Linked DNA regions of Mus musculus: regions 1 and 2 are each linked to region 3. Evidence: chromatin loops called from intact Hi-C (ENCODE). Cell type or tissue: heart. All regions are shown on one strand. Links, peaks and the distances in the headings refer to the core of each region. The heading gives the core; the rest is flanking DNA. Region 1 has its middle 37 kb from the start of Gm34677. Region 2 has its middle 25 kb from the start of Ankfn1. Region 3 overlaps Ankfn1 (ankyrin-repeat and fibronectin type III domain containing 1).

What was found. Hi-C counts contacts between places; a loop is a spot of excess contacts. Peaks named below come from ENCODE experiments on the same cell type or tissue, not always from the same donor. Only the 100,000 strongest peaks of a DNase experiment are listed, where the experiment ranks them.
Region 1: a loop joins it to region 3, with 2.9 times the contacts of the local background. A loop is called at or near these places in 8 of 42 quality-filtered maps.
Region 2: it touches region 3 in a loop (15-fold over the local background); 29 of 42 quality-filtered maps call a loop at or near these places.

What each region holds. Positions count from the first base shown.
Region 1 is chr11:89,918,727-89,925,001 of GRCm38, forward strand. No RefSeq gene overlaps it. Among named protein-coding and RNA genes, the nearest start is that of Gm34677, 37 kb to the left of the region's middle. In heart, for the core only: a CTCF peak has its summit at 2,723; no DNase peak of the experiment used is centred there; H3K27me3 peaks cover 1,136 bases.
Region 2 is chr11:89,718,617-89,724,891 of GRCm38, forward strand. It overlaps a transcript of Ankfn1 not described here. Among named protein-coding and RNA genes, the nearest start is that of Ankfn1, 25 kb to the left of the region's middle. In heart, for the core only: a CTCF peak has its summit at 2,430 (motif pointing left); no DNase peak of the experiment used is centred there.
Region 3 is chr11:89,543,538-89,549,812 of GRCm38, forward strand. All of the region lies in intron 2 of Ankfn1 (ankyrin-repeat and fibronectin type III domain containing 1), which reads right to left. Among named protein-coding and RNA genes, the nearest start is that of Ankfn1, 150 kb to the right of the region's middle. In heart, for the core only: a CTCF peak has its summit at 2,836 (motif pointing right); no DNase peak of the experiment used is centred there; H3K4me3 peaks cover 961 bases; H3K27ac peaks cover 948 bases.

The DNA.
Region 1 (6,275 bases), core at 814-5,813, 380 kb after region 3:
CAATAAATGTAGCACTTTCTCCTGAAGCCTCTGACAGATCTCCCTCCTCCCTGAAGCTGCCACATCTCTGAAGTACTATTTCTCTATAAGCTAGTCCCTTAAGATGCTTTGCATAATAGCCTATTTAATAGTCTGCTAGATAATACATTAGTTAATTTTACATATCAAGCTGACTAGATCATGAGATGTCTAGGTATGTCTGTGAATATTATTTAGGGATGAGATTAATGTCTAAATCTGTATACAGAGTGAAGTTCACTGTTCTCTCTAATGTAGTTAGGCCTCAGCCAATCCAATAAATGTCTAAATAAAACAGAAAGGCTGGGGCTTTCATTGATGAGAGGAAACTACTCCTGTTTCCTACATCAAGCTTAGCCTTCAGTCTGTTTCAGCTCTCAGGCTTGTAATGAGATTTTGGCTCCTTCTGCATCTCAACCCTGATGGTTTTAAGATTCATACCAACCATTCTCCTGCTCCTTGGGCTTTCAGACTCAGAAGAAAGCCACACCATTAGATGGGCTGTGTCTCCAGCTGCCAAATGACAGCCTTGAACCTCTTGGTCTCCATAAAACTGTGTGAGCCAACTCATATACATATATACATATTTGTGTCTTAATACATTTAATATATGAAAAGCAATAATAACAATAATGGTTATAGGTATTATTTATATAACAATAATGGTTATAGGTATTATTTATATACAAAGAATCTTGTATTGATTTTATTCCACTGACAAACTCTGAACAACACTGGCATGTTTTGATGGCACATTACTGGTGTTCTATTGTTTTGTTTTAATATAAGTGTGACAGCCTTCACATTAAAAGTATTCAACCTGAAGTAGATCTTCAGAACAATGCATATATATCCTTATATTAAAAATAGAGAAATGACATGCAGGTGATGGTAGGATAAAGTTGATGTATATTTGGTTGAGTTATCACATCTAGCCAGAGCCCTACTAGTAACCCAAATATTCATGAGTTTCAGAATCACATTCAAAATGTTAACAGTCAGGGGGAAAAAACCCATAATGAGCATTATTTTCAAAAGACTGTAAAATTCCTTCTAGGAGACATTAAGACCAGATTTGTTCTAGCAAACAGAATGAAGGCCAATGAGTTCCAAGAAGTCTAGTTTTAGCTTTGATTACCCCCTTCAGCAAGCATGCTCTGAAAAGCTACTGTGTGGCACTCACTGTTCTTGAGAGAGGAAAAAAAAAAAGGTTCATTAAACAAGGAAGACAGAATTTAGAATTTGCCATCTAGAAAGGGAAATCTAAGAAATCAATGGGAAAAAACCTGAAGTAAAAAGAGTGGAAAGGGTGAGCGATGCTGTTTCGAAGAATTGGAATAACTATGTAGTACAGCTTCGAGGAGATTATTAAATAAAAAGGGAGTTGCCTTGGATGATCTCTGAGGTAAGCTTTCACTGTGAGATGTTCTCACATCTTGGTAGCTTACATGCCTATGGGAACCAACGTGGCCTTTACTATGACCATTCAGTGACAGTTAGAAGGGATTGTTCTCTTCCTTGGGTGACAAAGCATGGGGTGAGTCTTCTCACTGTCAGCCAACCTTCTGTGTCACAAATACCCTGAGTCTTCCACGGAGTTTGCTATGTTTAGCATTCTGTTCTGTCATCTTCTATATAGTCTTATGTGCTTAGCGCTCTTCTGTCTCGAGCCACTGAGCCTTTACTCTGAATAGGAACCCTGTACACTTTATCTCAATTTTTTACCCTCTTTCCTCTCTAGAATGCCACTACCCCAGTATCTGACATCCCGGACTGTGTGTGTGTTTGTTTTGACAGTCTCTGTCCCCATCAACCTGCAAGATATAGGTGAGTCAGTACTGCAGGTGTGGCCATTTTATACTCAGGACTTAGCTCTCTTCCTGACACATGAGAAGGTACAGTGCATCTATATGGAGTCATGAGGACTGAATTAACTGAATCCAATACCTGGGGAATCAGGTTTGTACCTCCCAAAGTTAGAAAGGGGTTGAATTATTCCACCAACCTCCCCCCAAAATAGAATTTTTCTAGGACTGGGTTTCTTCATAGCCTTCCTTCCACTCTTGACTAGCTAGAACTGTGGAGGACGGGAGCTGGGAGGGGCCTTACAGCTTACCTAAGGCCTCCTTGGAGAAGAAAACTTCAACATACAGTCAGAAGGAAGCTATGAATATGTATGAATCCACGGATACATAAGGCATATTTTCAGAGCTGCTTTCTCAGAAATATTTTGGAAAACACACAAACAAATAAAAACAACCCTCTCGATCCATCCACCTTGGATTTGAAATGGATCCCAAACTATTGACTCAAAGGTAGCCAGGATGAGAAGGCTCTGTGTGTGTGTGTGTGTGTGTGTGTGTGTGTGTGTGTGTGTGTGTGTGTGTGTGTGTAGGGGGAGGAGGTGCTCTTTTGGTGGTAGGCCACTGACCGCTGAAAGCCTAGCCCTCATGTGCACACATTGTCCCCTGGGGCCCTGGTGCTGAAGGAGCCTGCCGGACCTGCCTTGTGGGGCTGGCCGCTGACAGCTTCTGACTGTGCTGCTCACCACAGTAACTTTCCGAAACCTCCCACAGTGGGGCTGGGGGAGGGGAACCCAAAAATCCCAAATATAATTTAATTTCCAGGGCAAGGATTTTCATGTTTAAAAAAAAAATGGCCAAGCCTTTCAGAGAGGAGAGACTGCTTTCTCTTGCATTACCACACTGCCCCCTTGAGCATTCGGCTGAAACCCTGCACAGAGCCAGGCTTCAGCCAAAGTCCATGGTAGAACAAGCTCTCCACGGAACAGAACCAGGAGACAGAAGAGAAAATGAGCATGGACATACACGACGAATACCATGGTTCTCATTGAGAAGTTGAAGAGAGATCATCTCAACCTTAAGAAAATCAGGTAATCCCTTGTCCGAGGTATAAAGAAAACGAGGAGGCATTACATGGCAAGCCAATGAGGGGTCACGGGAGAGGAAGGTTTGGGGTCCTTTGGGACTTTCTAACCCAACTCAGCCTTATAGAGAAGAAATGTTAAGAAATCTGTCAAGAAGGGATCACGAATTGAGATGAGATGAGGAGAGACAGAAGCAGACTCCAGCCCAAGGCTGGATGATGAGCAAACAGAACTGTGTGCTACAAGCATCCCTTAGTTTGGGAATTGCACAGAGATGTTCAGGAAGTCAGAAGTGTACCTATGGGAGACCCAAGGGCACAAATCTAGATAGGTACATGGAGAGAGAACATCAAGATGATTTTGTATCTCTTTATAAAACATTTGCCTTTTTTATCTTCAGGGAAATGAGAAGATGTTTAGTGGATTTCCTTCAGGTCAATGAATCTTAGATATAATCAGAACACATTGCAAAGGACCAAGAGTCAAGCAAAGGAAGACAGATCTGACGGAATCAGACGATGTGGCATGATACACGAGATGGTGCATTCTGTGTCCCTAATGTAATGAATGGATCCTTTAGACTTCCTAATACTTATCATTGTGTGATAGGCTAGTGCAGTTAAGATAACTTGACTTTTAGCAGGTTTACAGGATAGTGATACCTTAGCAACCAGCTTCTGGGATTTGTATACTCTCTCGTGGACACTAAACAATTCCATATTCTTTGCATTTTCTTGGCTTCTCAGACATGCCCATTCCTACGAGCTACCCAGGACCCACCTTATTTGTTCACTTCATGTCCTTTAGCTGATCTGTAGTATACCCACATCTTCCCAGGGCTGATCTTTTTGTTCATCAGAGCTATCAAACACCCCAGCTTCAATTCTTTTGCCTCTCCTTTGGAAACAAAAGCCCCTGACATAGACCGCTGCAGAGTCTGATATCTACGGAGCACAGAGCCATAGAAAACTGAAAATAGAACCAGAAAACATATTTATTCTTTCCCTCTGAGTACTTCTGCAAGGCAGGAATGATGACGCAGCCTCACTGGCTGGCCATAAATTGTCCAATTTCTTCACGCCTCCTAGCTGACGCCAAGCTGTCACCAGGATCTGGTCTTGATCTTTCTAGTCTGGCGCTTCATTTTTTCAAACTCCAGCCTGGCTCCTTGCAGGCCCTTTCTGATTAACTTGAGATCTGGAGTTCCTCACTCTAATTCTGCCCATTCAAGAAGTGATGTGACAACACATTGTTTCCTGGGACATCCACAATCTCAATGAAATGAAGGGATGGAAAAACCATGTAGCTTAAACCAACACAGTCCCTGTTTGCTCTGAGACTTGTCAGTCTGCCCGTATTACAAGTGGCCAGTCACTGTGGACTTTCCTGACCGTTTTGTTTTAATGTTATGACCCGCCTGCTACCCCTAACTCCCTTGTCTCCTCTGAATTCTTGTGTGGCCTTTTATTTCAGTGTTGCTTATTTTAGCTATTGTTTTCTGCCTGCCACTTCCTCCCCAACACCAAAACTTAGCTCTGCAGCACAAAAACATTTGTGTCTGTTTTGCCTGGTAAAAATAATTAAAGAGTTTATAAAAGTGGTTTCTAGAAGATGTGCTCAACAGATGTTTTCTAAATACGCAAGAATATATGTGTTTATACATCTGTGTCCACATGTATATATACATGAACACTTACATTTCAATAAGGAGAACTAGCCAGATAGTCAAAGAAAAAGAGAGGTGCGTGTGAGTTTGCAAAGTGTGCACAGGGAAAGATCTAGATGAGAGAGAGAGAGAGAGAGAGAGAGAGAGAGAGAGAGAGAGAGAGAGAGAGAGAAACAAGAGTGAGACTCACTATGTTCATGTCTCTGGTCACAATGGCTTTAGGAATGTAATTTCTTTACATTCCTAAAGCTAACCACCACTGTCTACTCTCTTATTTGGCCAATTCCTCCTCCTGAGGCTGACTATCAAGGTCCATCTATCAAAGTAGTAACATCCAGCAATCAAAAGCCCACTTTGGTTCACCTCATTAACATGTCCAATCAAAATACACTACCACATCCTAGCCCATTCTGACACAGACCTCCCCTTTGTCTCTTCTTTTAAAACATTGCCCCTGCATGGTCATTTGCTTCTGGTTTTCTGCCTCAGTCAGAAGGCGGCCACTTTAACCTCTCTTCCCTGCTTAATGAAGGATTTCTCTGCAAAAACAGGTGTTTGGGTATGGTTCATGCCTAATACAGAGTCACAAGGGGAACCTCCATTGTACAGGGGTTCTCCTTTGGTGTCCCCTCCTTATGTGTGGTATCAGGGGGAGGTTCAGAACTATCTGTCCATATAGTACACTCCAAACCATAGACCTAGTCATTGCTTTTAGTTAGAGATGAAATAAGACAGAGTTCTTCTCAATGCTAAGGGTTGACTTGCGGACCTGTATCACAAATCAGCTCTAAGACAAGCTCAGTAAAAAGGAACTATGAGGGAATCTCTTTATCAATTGTTGGTCTTAAATCCTGAGCCATTGGTGTTTTGTTCAGGAAACTGACTCCTGTACCAATGTGTTCAAGGCTATTTCCCACTTTCTTGTCTATGAAATTTAGTGTATCCAGTTTTATACACAGTTCTTGATCCACTTGGACTTGAGTTTTGGGCAGGGTGATAAATATGGATCTATTTTCATCCTTCTACATGAAGAGAATGCAGACATTCAGTTAGCTCAGCACCATTTGTTGAAGATGCTTTCTTTTTGTCCATTGTATAGTTTTGGCTTCTTTATCAAAAATCAAGTATCCATATGTATGTGGGTTTATTTCTGAGTCCTCAAGTCAATTCCATTGATCAACCTGTGTGTTTCTGTACCAATACCGTATAGTTTTTATCACTGTTGCTGAGCAGTATAGCTTGAGGCTAAGGATGGTGATTCCTTGTAAAATAAATTTTATTCTACAGGATTGTTTTGGCTATCCTGGGTTTTTTGTTTTTCTATATGAAGTTGAGAATTGCTCCTTCAAGGTCTATAAAAATGTGTTGGAATTTTGTTGGGGGATTGCTTTGAATCTGTAGATTGCTTTTGGTAAGATGAACATTTTCACTATGCCAATCCTATTGATCCCTGAGCATGGGAAATCTGTTCATCTATGTACTCACTTATAAGTGGATATTAGCCATAAAATACAGGTACCATGATACACTCCACAGACCCAAAGAAGCTAAACAAGAAGGAAAGCACAAGTGAGGATGCTTGAATCTCACTTAGAAGGGGGAATAAAATAGTCATAAATGGAGGAAGGGAACTGGGAGGGAGAGGAGGAGGGGGTTCAGTATCTGGTATGGGGAAGGACGGGAGAGATGGCCAGATGGCCATGA
Region 2 (6,275 bases), core at 365-5,364, 170 kb after region 3:
GGAAGCTACCGTAACAGCCCTGCTCACCGCCTCCCGGAGCAAGACACGAGCTTCGTTTATGAATGCGAGCATTGCTGCTCTAATTAGGCCTGGGAGAAGTTTAACAACCACCCTACAGTATTGCTGCTGACAAATACAAAAATAAAGCCTTGTTCGAATTAGCAATGTGAAGTGAGAGGGGCTAGAAGCATCGGCTGTCTGAGAGGCCCCGCAACAGCTCTAATCTATAGCAAGGTTATTTTGGTTCATAAACTGTTAGTATGTTACCTGCAGGAGGTCTCCCCTGTAAAATGAATTATAGTAAGCTATATGTGATAATTAACCATGCATTAGCAAATATCTTGAAACAGGGACTCTCTGTTTTCTCTGTATTTTGACTAATAAAAGCATGAATTTGTTCAACAAATGATCATTTAGGTTGTAGAATTCTAACCATATTAGAAGGGACACACGGAGCAATGCACCATTGTACTGGTCTAAGGGTTTCCTTACCCAAACAGGCTGCTTAACGGGCTGTCTACATACTGTGATGCCATTCACAGGCCGAAAAACCACAGCGCTGAGAAGACAAATACAATATACATTTAAAATAATATGAACCTTGTGCTCTTATTTACTTAAAAATCACCCTAGATGTGACAATTAAAAAGAAAGCCGCAGATTCAAGTTCTAGCTCAGAAAATAATCTTGCGTTTCATTTCAAGGATTTCAAAACAGCTCCCACACAGTTTTTTTTCAACAATTAAAAAATACACGTAATTGTAGTTTTCTCAAAAATAGGGTGTCTTTAGAGAGTTTCAAACATGCTCTGAGAATGTAGAACTAAATTAGAATGTTGAAAAGACATCACTAATTTTCCCCTGAGTTATTTAATTCATCGCACAGAAAGGTCTAAGTGAATCCAGCATATGGATAGTAATGATGGTGAGGGGAGTGTTTTGGGTGATGAAGCAGGTTGAGAAGAGGGGATGGGTTGAGGGAACCTAATTCAGGGAGGTAGGTGATGGGGAAACATCTCCAAAGGGTGGGGTGTCATAGAAATAAGGAGCCCAGGTGTTTCCACCAAGCATACACGTGGTTCTGGCATCATGGAGAGTCTGGCAGCAATGGAAGGTAGCAAAAATCCCCTAAACTCACAGACCTTCCCCTTGTCCCACAGGATACCGATCACATCTGTATAGAAAGGAAGATCCCTCCTTCTCCCGCGCCCCACCCCACCCAGCATCTAACCTCACAGCTAAGCTATATATATTTATACGTAGTCTATACAAACACAGGCACACATACACAGCTCTAAAAATAGTTGAGACAGACCACTAAGGCAACTTCAGTTTTTATCCCAATACCTGTGACCATGGGACCAATAGTTGTGCTTTAAATAGTCTGCCCTGTTCCCTCGATCCGTCGAGGCTATCCCTTCTCTGCAGCTTCAAGACTTTCCATGTTTTCTCCTGAACAGCTTCCAGGGGGCATCATGGATGCTAGCCCCATAGGTTTTTGTGGTTATATGAGAATATCAGAATACCCAGATTAAGTTAAGTGGCATAAGGCTCTTTACTGCAACACTTCTCCGAACCTTTGCTGCCACTGTGGGGCATATGGCCTATGTGCAAATATTAGCTATGCCTAGCCAGCTTTGGAATGAATATCTAGTTTTACATGGTTTTGCCAGTGATATAAAAATGGACTAAAGATACTGAGTCTGAAGCGCTTCTTGAAGGACCACATGGCCCAAGGACTAATCAAGCATTACATGACTCCCCAATCTGTCAGCATGTAGGTTCTGAAGAAAGGACGGGGCTTCCTCAGTTTGGCTGATGTGTGATTCTCTCCATAATGAGAACATCTTTCCATTGTGAAAACTAGGTCCTGAATTGTGTTCTCTTGTTTGATGGGAAGGCTGCACGAATATAGGTTCAAATCCTGCCCTTCCTCTATGTACTAGATGTCAATGGTTCACCATCCTGCCCCTTTCCCACGTCTACACCATATGGTGAAAACAAATGGTCGAAAAAACACCAGTCATTGCTCATCTCATGAGATAACATCCACTGTAGAGACTCATTCTACACCTACACCCTTGTGCTGTAAGTTAGGCCCAACCTAGCCCCAGTGCTTATTTAAGAAGCAGAAAGAACTCAGAGTAGATGCACAAATAATAGCTCTCTTTGGGACATTTATGACCGATGAGTCAAGACACTGTACAAAGGACTTATTTGTGCACTTAACCTAATTTTGAGACTCCGTTTCTAATCAGTGAAACTTTAAAAAAGAAGTATGGATCCTTCATAAGGAGAGTGAACTCTTTTACCCACCCAGCTTGCATCAGGACCAGTCTTAAAGCTCAGTGCTGTTTCTGCTCTATACATTCTTCAAAATGGTACTATTAATTGGGCTGAGGAGCAAGTGTTAAGAGTGCCCCCTTGTGGTCACCGGGGGACTTGCAGTCCATCTGGGAGAAGGCGGTGTGAAACCTCCCTTAGGCTCTTTGTGAGCAAATTCAGGCTTATTTGTGTCTCTTAGTGTTGTGCCCCCAGGTCGGTCTGTATGTGGCTTTTACATTCCTTAATAAAGTAATAGACATGAAAGAATTCTGTGGCTGATGCCAGCGGCCACAGAGAACACCAAGTCTAAACTCAGCTGAAGGTAAACAGACGGGGCCATCCAAGGAATGTAGCAATAAAATACTGGAACCTAGGACAGAGCTTCCCCTCCCCCTCTATTTTTCTGGGATGGTTGTGCCAGGGTGAGGGGTGGATCTCTTTAAAGACTGCATGCCTCCACTGTGATCTGCTGTCATCTGTCAGAGGGAGCGAGTCAAAGAATCTTTCAAGAAATAGCCTTGCTCCCTTCTCTGAGTATTCAACACCCCCAAATCTCTCAAATCAAATCCAAAGACAATTATATTTTTTCCAGACTTAATTTAATAGCAAAAACACCACTGGAGGACTGAATGTGGTATTTGACTTTTATTTGGTCCACTCTGGGCATCACCAGCAGTTTTATTCTCCAGAGTGTGCCTTTGCAGTGAGTTCCTGGGCCCACAGAGCTGTCCAGGGGCACTGGCTGGCAACCTCACTCCCTATTCGAGATCAGCCCCAGGGCCAGGCCAGAGACAGCACATCAGTAATACTCCTAAGTGCAAATATGACTCAGTATTTCTTCTCTGTGTCTTTGTACTCTTTATTCTTGGGAAGGAAAAACATGACCCTCATCTGTCCCCAGACCACCTTCCCAGCCTTGTCCAGCACTACCACAGTCACATCTCAAGCTGCCTGGATGCCATTTCATTGTGTGCCTTAGCCAATGCATTGGCATATTGTCTGTTCTGCTCCCATTCATAGCGCTGGTGTATATACTATGGATATATATATATATACATACATATATATATATATATATATATATATATATATATATATATATATATATATATATAGTGACAGGCAAATGACCTCTATGTATCTTCCTATGCAAACCTTTGTCAAATGGAGACTATTGCAGGGTCACTTACTTCATCAGGCTACCTTAAAATAAAACGAGCACATGGCTTAGCTGGTATTTGGCACATGAGAAGTACCTGGATAACTTCTAGGTGTCCCTATACCACATTTGCTTCCATGAGACTTCTAGTGTCACCTCTTGTCTCCTCAGTCCCCTTGCTGCCCTGTTCTTTCCCAATCTCTTTGCTCTTTGCCCTGTTGGACTGGAAATAATTCCAGTCAGTTGGTTGCTGGTAGCTCTTGGTTCAGCAAGGCACATTGCTGGCGATACAATGATAAGCCATGGACAGGAGCTTGCTTTGTGTAGTCAAAGAGATCCAAAGGAGGTCAAGGAGATGAAACCTAACCAAACTGCCTGTCTGAAGTAAACGCAGGCAGTGTGTCGTTGGATAGGGTCTCAGTGTGACGTGTCAGTGTGGGATGATCCCCAAAGGCTGTATGGCAAACCTGGTGACAGCACTGGATCCTTCAGACACTGAGGACTGAAGGACCGGGAGAGGGTGGGTATGGACGGCTATATGGAAAAGTGAGGCTACCTGACAAGGGACTTCTTTGCATCTCTCATGCCAACTAGAATGTGAGATCTAGGAAGAAACCATCACAGAGCTTTAGGCATGTGGGGAGGCCTCACGGAGACCAGAAGCAAACAGTAGGAGGCAAAGGCTGGGGCAACCAAGCAGAGTTTTGGTCTGTCAAGAGTGGTCTGGTGAGGACTAACCATTTAGTACTAAGTGGGGGCTGATATTCTAGAACATTCCAGGAGGTATTTTAATCCATTAGTATAATTAAAGGGGACAATTGAGTGCATGTTCTTTTGACTGATAGAAATTCCAGAAAGAAAGTAAAGAGTTTTTTGAGTTTTTTTTTTTTTTTGTCTTCGGTGAAGAGATGGCCGTGCCCTGGGTCAGGGGATAGGTAGAGTCTTGGGCAAAATAGTGAGAGTGAATTTGATCCCAGACTTCAGTCCCTTGTAAGCCCACATGCTTGGGCTCCCATTGTGTCCGGTGCCAAGATTCATTTCTGGAAGATCCCACACTGAGTCTCTCTGTTTGGATGCTCATGTGCCGTAGAGGAGCGCACTGGAGGAATCAGAACTACATTGACCTCGCTGACTCTGGGACCAAGCAAATCACACTGAATACCCAGAGCCTGCCCAATGTGTAACTCACAGAAACTATGTTAAAACCAAAAGAGATAATTATATAGTTCTGAGACTGTGCCTGGCTCATAGACCAACAGCACACCTGGGAACCTATTTTCAAAAAGGCAGAATCTTAGTCCATACCCCAGATAGACTAAATCAGAGTCAGAATATTTACTAGACATCTTACTCCGTATGTTAGAGTTTACTAGCCACGGGACGAGACCATTGTCAGCACACCCAATGTTTTTCCCGCTGTCTGTAGACTCTTGGCAGGTCTGACTGATTATTAGCCCACACTTAGAGCAGAAGAGGTGAATTTAGGCTTTCCTTCCAATTCACGATCTACTAATCCTGCCAGGAACGCCTCCCAAAGCTCTGTCGATTTGCAACCATTTATTTGCAGTGTTCTAGACACACACACACACACACACACACACACACACACACACACACACACACACACACATTCATTCACACATCACACACACACACATTCATTCACACATCTACCACAACAAGCCAGGCCTGGATTTGTTCTCCCTGCATGCACAATTCCTCCTGACTTCCTGACTCAGTCCACCAGTTTCCAACGTTCTGAGTTCACACTTTTAAACTTGCTTTCTATTCAGTATATTGGTAGCTATTTAATGTAGTTGTTTGGGTTCTCACTGGAGAGAGGAGCACTTTCTCCGCTAGGCTGAAAATCGTCTGTGCTTTCATATAGTCTGAGAGAGGCCTCAGAGTACCTTTCATATCATCTGGCTGGCTCTGGTCCACCTCACAGTTTGCCATAACCCCACCTCTGATCTGGCCATCATCTTTGAGATGAGATCCACCAGAGTCTAACTTTGTATAGCAGCAATCCCAATCCCTTTAATGTGCTCCATGCAGGGGCTGTGCTGCAGCCCCAGAAGTTGCGGATGGACGAGGAAGCCCCTCTGGTCCACATAGCACAACATCACAGAGCTAAGCCTATGCACTACAGAACACAGCTTGTGGATTTACCACGAGCTAAAACGTCCTGGATAACATATTTAGCCACTTATGATATCATCTAGAACAGGCTAACTACTCCATCGAAGCCTCGGGTTCCCAAACATGAAGTGGGAAAAATAATGGCACAGGATTTAATGATCTCTTGCAAATAAAATGCTTAGGATGGTTCCTGGCACACAGTAAGTGCTCAATAAATGTTTGCTATTAATATTGAGCTCACCGTATACAAAGAGGTTACTCTCTGCCCTCGTTTTTCCACTTCATAAGCAAACAGACAGCTCAGACTTGGAAGAGAGCTCTGGTGAGCTCCACCCTAATGGAAGCCAAGCGGTGCCCCATAATCATCAAAAAACAGCAGGTGCTCTCCAAACCGCACACTTGAGGAGCCAAGACCAGTCCCGAGAGTCCGTTAGGCTCCGTCTGGCTTTCTATAGGGAATATGAGCACTTTCCTTTTCAGGGACTATAATTCATGGATTAATTAGGCTATTTGATTTTCTTTCTTTTTCTTTTGCCTGTCCAGAGGACCTCATTAGCACCTCCATTAGCATTTGGACAGGGATGGACGCGGTGGTGGTCGGATCCAAGCATCCAAAGCAGGAGATGAACTCAGGGTTATTTTCCCCCTTTAGG
Region 3 (6,275 bases), core at 831-5,830:
CCTCCTCCTTCTTCTCTCCCTCTTCCTCTTCCTCTTCCTCTTCCTCTTCTTCTTCTTCTTCTTCTTCTTCTTCTTCTTCTCCTTCTTCCTCTTCCCTCCTCCTCCTCTTCCTCCTCCTCTCCTCTCCTCCTTCCTTCCCTCCCTTTTTCTTTCTCTTTCTTTCTTTGTTTCTTTCTTTGTCTCTCTCTCTTTCCTTCTCCTCCTCCTTCTCCTTCTTCTCCTTCTTCAAAAATGTCATTGGGATTTGATGAGGGTTGCCCTGAATCTGTTGATCTGTGTATACTATATGTATACATGGAAACACCATACTGAACTCATTCACCTGTACAAGTAAATCTGCCATAATAGAAAGAGAACAATATAAAGGTTTAACCTAAGTATTAGCAGATGACAGAGATGCTGGTTATTGCAGGGCATACATGTAGAGGTTCTGTGAGCATTCATGATTCAGTCTGTGCACATTTCTTCAGATAGAGAAAGCACAGGGGCAAGGAACCACCAAAATGCATCTTGGGCACTTTGCAAAGCAGTTAGTGTCTGATAAAGAACTCAGGCTAGGGTGTAACATGGAGCTGCCTGGAGCAGCACACTAGGCCCTTTGCTGGTGTTTTTTTCCTCCTTTGTAGGGATAATGGTTGTCCTGGAAACAGACCATCCTCATCTAATTGCCACAGCTTGCCTCTCCTCCCTGGAAATGTTTTAGCCCCAGGGGAAAAAAAATCTAGAGTTTGGGTATGAAAGTCTGAGCTTTGGCCCCAGATCTGTTCCTCATGGGCTGGGTGACCCTGACAAGGGTTTTCTTATCATTGGGCTTTCGTTTTCACTCTTGTAGCAATAAATGAGTGAGTTGGACCTGGCAAACTGAAAGGTTCCTTTTAGTAGTCTGTCTTCTGCTTGGCAATGCAATGTCTAGAAGTTTGGATGCTTGGGAGGTGAGGCCCAAACTTACCCGTATTACAAGCCAGTAATGTCCCCCATTCCTACAAAAAAATCCTGCCCATGTTTCAGAACATTCATACATCATTGCTAAAGGTCTGTCTGCCCCCAGGGCTAGTAACATGCGGTTTGTTTGTAAGACATAAATTTAAATTGATCACTCTTTGATGGCCATTTGAATAATTTTTCACTCTTTCTCCTTGTTCGCCCTTTTCAATTTAGGGAGTGCCTTTTCATCAGAATCTCGAAATTAAATTATGAGAAGAAAGTGGCAGGTCCTTCCCTGTGGTCGGCAGAGAGGCTGCCCCAACCCACTTCCCTTCTGTAATCTCTCGACCTTAGCTCCCGAATGAGGCCTTGTAATAATGGACTGTGTGTTTCTCTCCCCCCACCCCCCCCCAAATAAAATGTGCCACTTATCAAAAACAGCTAAAGGGAGGGGGATTAAAAATAAAATAAAAAAGAGAACTCCTCAGGGTGGATTCGAACATGCTTATTATGTGTGAAGTTGTCAGTAATGAATGCCATGCTCTGCCTCTTCCCCTCCCCCTGCCCCCTCTACTAATCCCCCAAAGAGAGAGAAGGGCTGTAGGGAGGGTGCTGCTATTTCGGTTTCAGATAGGCCTTTTCAAATCGTGCAGACTGTTCATGGGCATGCTCTTTCTCGATGATTTTGTTTTAAGCCCCAGATGACCTTTCAGAAAAAAAAGTAATGCCTTCCTAACACGCGGGGAACCCGCTTGTGGAGTTTGCCCCCAGTCTTGAGGAGCCCAGACACTCGACATTCAGAAAGATTCAGGCAGAGGTGGTTCCCCGTTCTTTTTGCTGCAGCTACCACACAGCGTTGATCCGGACCGGTCACGGGAGGTTTTTCCAGACTGGGGATTTTAAGAAGCGCGATTCTCTTAGGGAGGTTACAAACCCTTCCCTGACAGCTTTCCAAGAACGGCTCTGTGCGCGCCTCTCCGGCAGCCTCCCAGCTCGCTGCAGCTCCTACGACGACGTGATAATCAGAGTCCCTGAACTCCTGAAAAGTCTTCTTGTTCTGCCTGCCACCCTCTCCGTCGTCGTTAGAATTCTCCAGCTATGAATCCCCTATTGTCTGCAGGAGCCCAGGATCCCCACACCATGCAGAGGCAGGAATGCGAGCCTCCTAGGTCTGGCTCTCAGCACAACCTTACCCTGCAGGTCACAAAGCCCCATTTATACACAGCTCCCAAGTTTTTATCATAACTCTTTATCGACTCAGCCCCATATATCCTCCAGGGTAGTCCAGAGACGTTTGGTAATGAAGCCCATTTATCCTCATTTTCTCAATTGGCACACTTAAAATTCCAATATTTATGTTCACACTGTCTTAATTTTGGATGTCAAAGATAGTCTGGTAGACAAGGAGCATTGCCCACGGAGAACTGACCTCATGGAGAAGTTCACCAGAACCCCAATACATAATGAGGTTTGCCACAGCACCGATCACGGCATCACAAATAGTTGCCATTTACAGCTTGGTGAAAAAAAAAAGTCACGTCAGTCTAATGCATTTTATGTGCCACCCAGAAACTGTGCCCAAGTCTCACACTTTACAAAATAGGATTAGCCACTCCTTGATGAGGAAATCAAGGCTCAGAGAGATTAACTGGCTTGGTTATGTGCACTTAGGGGCTGAGCTGAGACTCAAACCCAGGTCTCCCACCGCAAAGCTCCTGGCATTTCTACCTCACGCCTTGGCCTCTTATCACAGATGCAGTCCGTGAGTAAGCGGACTCATCCCTCATCACAGATGTATTAAGAATTGTGAACTTGGGGCTGTGACTATCCTTTGGCAAGTTGAGCTATGAGTTTGGCTCTGATGAGACTTGCACAGGACAAGGGCAGATTGGCAACCAGGAGCATATATTTCACCTGTCAATAGGTGGCAGTATTCACCTAAATCTCTCCAAGAGGAGTCAGCCCAGGTTGCTTTGCCTAACACCACCCCCAAGGCCATCTATGTTCTGTGATGTACCAGCTTTGGCCGTGATGAATTGGGTGTGCGACAAATTGGGTGCTAATTGGGACTCAAGCATGACTGGGACTTTAGTGGGGTTACGGTAAAGGACTGTAGTCCCTACAAAGGTGTGGAATCCCATAGCTACTCACTATGACTGGCAGTGCAAAGCCAAAGATGATTGCTGTGTCTTTGCCCACTTTAAAAATCATGTACAGAGTTCTCAAGTAATTTGTGGATAAAATGGTGAGTGTCCTAGGATCAGAACATTCATAAGCAGGGGTTGTGGGGGTGGGGTGGGGGTGAGAGTGGGGCCCGGTGGGGGTGGGGTTGCTCAGATGAAGATAAGAACAAAATGAACAGTTTGCCTGGTTCCAACTTCTCCAAGCCTATGTGTATGCACACACATGCCCGCCAAATCTCAGGATTATCAGCAGGTATGCAAATCAGCCCACACAGGTGAAAATGGTCAAGACCAAGAGTCAAAATATGCATGAATAAGGAAAGGAACTCTCTCTGAGTTTTATGCAGAGACTCTCTCTCTTCTCTTTTTCTCTCCTCTCTCTCCCTCTCTTTCTCCTGCCCCCACCCCCATTTTCTTAATAAAGAAAATGTCAGTGTCTAAAATAAGTACAGTTAAAAGTATTAGTCCAGAGTCAATTTTTATCTTCTGGCTGGCACCTGGAGCCTTCTCAAGTAGCGCTTAGTGTTTTGAAGTCAAAAGAACAGGTGCTGTGGCAGATGGGAAGGGTAAGAAAAAAGGCTGAGAGATTCTTAGCACATCTCTGCCTTGGCTTCTCCACTTTCAGTTGGGATGCTTAGAACTGATCATGTCCTACAATGACCAAGAAACATTTAGTGGCTAGTGGAGTCTATTGTCATGGAAGCAAGGCCTTGACTCAAGTTAGAGTCTCAGGAGACCATACTCACTAAGACGAACTCTGATGGGCTGGTGTTATCTGGAAGGTGTTCTGCCTACACACAGGACAGTAATTCATATCTCTTTTATGGATCAAGTGACTTTCCCTCTCTAGCTGAGGTGTCTGTGACTTGGTTAGCATTTTCAGCTTGTAGCTGCTTTTATAAAAAATACTTAAGGGTTGTCTACCTTCCATGCTGGATTGGAACCTCCCTGGCCGGGGCTCAACCCTTGTCAACTTTTGACATCCCCCTCAATCTTGTGCATGGTAGATGATTATATATATATGAATGGAATTCAATAAACCTGAGGCAAATATTCTACTTTCTCATCTATTTTTTTTTAAGAAAAAAATACAGCTTGGCTGTTGGACTTGACACATGGGCCACAGTTCTGATTTTTTTCCTGTGACAGTCCATTTCAAGCAGCATTTGTGACCATGGCCCTCTCTTGTCCAAAGCCACCTCACCCCCACCCACTAGAACCAATAATTAACTAATTTTGTGTCTTTTATACAATGTCCCAGTCATATGAGGGGTAAAGGCTGAGGCTGGCGCAAAGGTTGTTCCAAGGACATGCAGTGACCCCTGTGGTATCTATCATTCCAATTCCTGCTTTTTGTGGTTTACAGACACGATCCAAACAAAAAGCCGAACACGACAATGCCGAACATGACAATGCTGTTTCCTCAATGTCTGTGGTCATTGTTTGCCATATTAGGGCAAAGCTAAGCACAAAAGGAGACAGCTTTCTTTAAAAGCTCACAAAATTGCACCCAACCTATTAGGCATATCAGGATAGACCAGCATGCTAGTAAACGATTTACCCAGCTGAACGTCCTGGGCTCAATGATGCTGTCAGCAGCAACAGCCCAGTTGTAGATTGTCTAATGGGTGTTGAATGGGCTGGATATTCAGACACATGCCAGCTTCATGCACAGCCGTGGTGCGAAACATGAGGTGGCCAGGTCCCTGGGATAACAACTGTAGCTGGAAACCACGAGGCAAGAACATTCCCTGTTGATAGTCTCTGGTTCCTGCTGGAACCTCTCCCCTCCTGCTACTAGTCTGTTATCTTAAGAAAGAAAGCCAGACAAAACAAAAGGATGAATGGAAGGGAGGGAGGGAGGGAGGAAGGGAGGGAGGGAGGGAGGGAGGGAAGGAGGAGGATGGAAGGAAGGGAGGGAGGGAGGGGGGAGGGAGGGAGGGAGAGAGGGAGGGAGGGAGGGAGGGAAGGAGGAGGATGGAAGGAAGGGAGGGAGGGAGGGGGGAGGGAGGGAGGGAGAGAGGGAGGGAGAGAGGGAAGGAGGGAGAGAGAGAGAGAGAGAGAGAGAGAGAGAGAGAGAGAGAGAGAGAGAGAGAGAGAGAGAGAGAGAGAGGAGAAGAAAAGAAGAAAGAAGGAAAGAAGGAAGGAAGGAAGAAAAAAGGAAAGAAAAGAAAAAAGGACCATGATGCAGAATGGCAGTTTGGTAGTTCAGGCTTTAATCTTCCAGGTACTCTACTTCTCAACAGGCTTCCCAGCTTTTCCTAGATGCAAAACAAGCAAGGGAACTGGAACAGCTTGCTGGGTGTCACTCCTCCTAGAAACACAAAGGAGGCAGCAGAGCTGTTCATCTGCATGAGACTCTAACAGGTTGAGTTGTAGTATCTCTGGACAGCGACCTAAGTCTTCTGAAAGATTCTCTTGTTACTTCTTTCACGTGTTCAGCCTTCTTTTCTATTGGGGGATGGGGAATCGAGGGATGCTCTCTGAAGGGCCACGAGCAGTGCTCACAAGGCCATGAAGCCAGGAGGCTGATGGGGTATGTCCATCAGAAAGGCATCTCTGTCCTGATGATTTTATTTCTCCCAAGCTATTCCTGATTTGTACTGATGTTCTGATGCTTCAGCGTCAATATGTGTGACCACTTCTGCCCCAGCTGGGTACTTAAATATGCTTGAAGTAACTTCCATATCAGGATCATGAATGTTGGCTTGAGAATAAATAAACTGAGGACGGTGGGCACCCTGTCCTCTCTCTTTGTGTTGTCTTTGATAAGCTAACAAGATGTCCCTGTTGATGGCACTAGGAACACAGGAGCAGCCCAGCCTTTGGCAGTGCTAGGTGAGCCCCTTGGAACTGTGGTGGTGATTTCACAGGGATGTGGGGGAGTTTTGATGGCTAATCAGTTCACAGAGAAAACATCTGATGACTTACTTCTACCATCCTAACCCCAGGTGCCAATCACCCAGAAATAGCTCTGTTTGGTGTTTGGGTCCAGGCTTATGTTGAATTCATTCTAGGGTCCTAAGAGTGAATCATAGAAAGACTACTTCAGCCTTAGGCGGACTGATACATACATACATACATGCATGCATACATACATACATACATACATTTCAAAAAATCCTTCTGACCTTTCCCCAGGCCCTCTTCCTCACTCACTACAGAGCC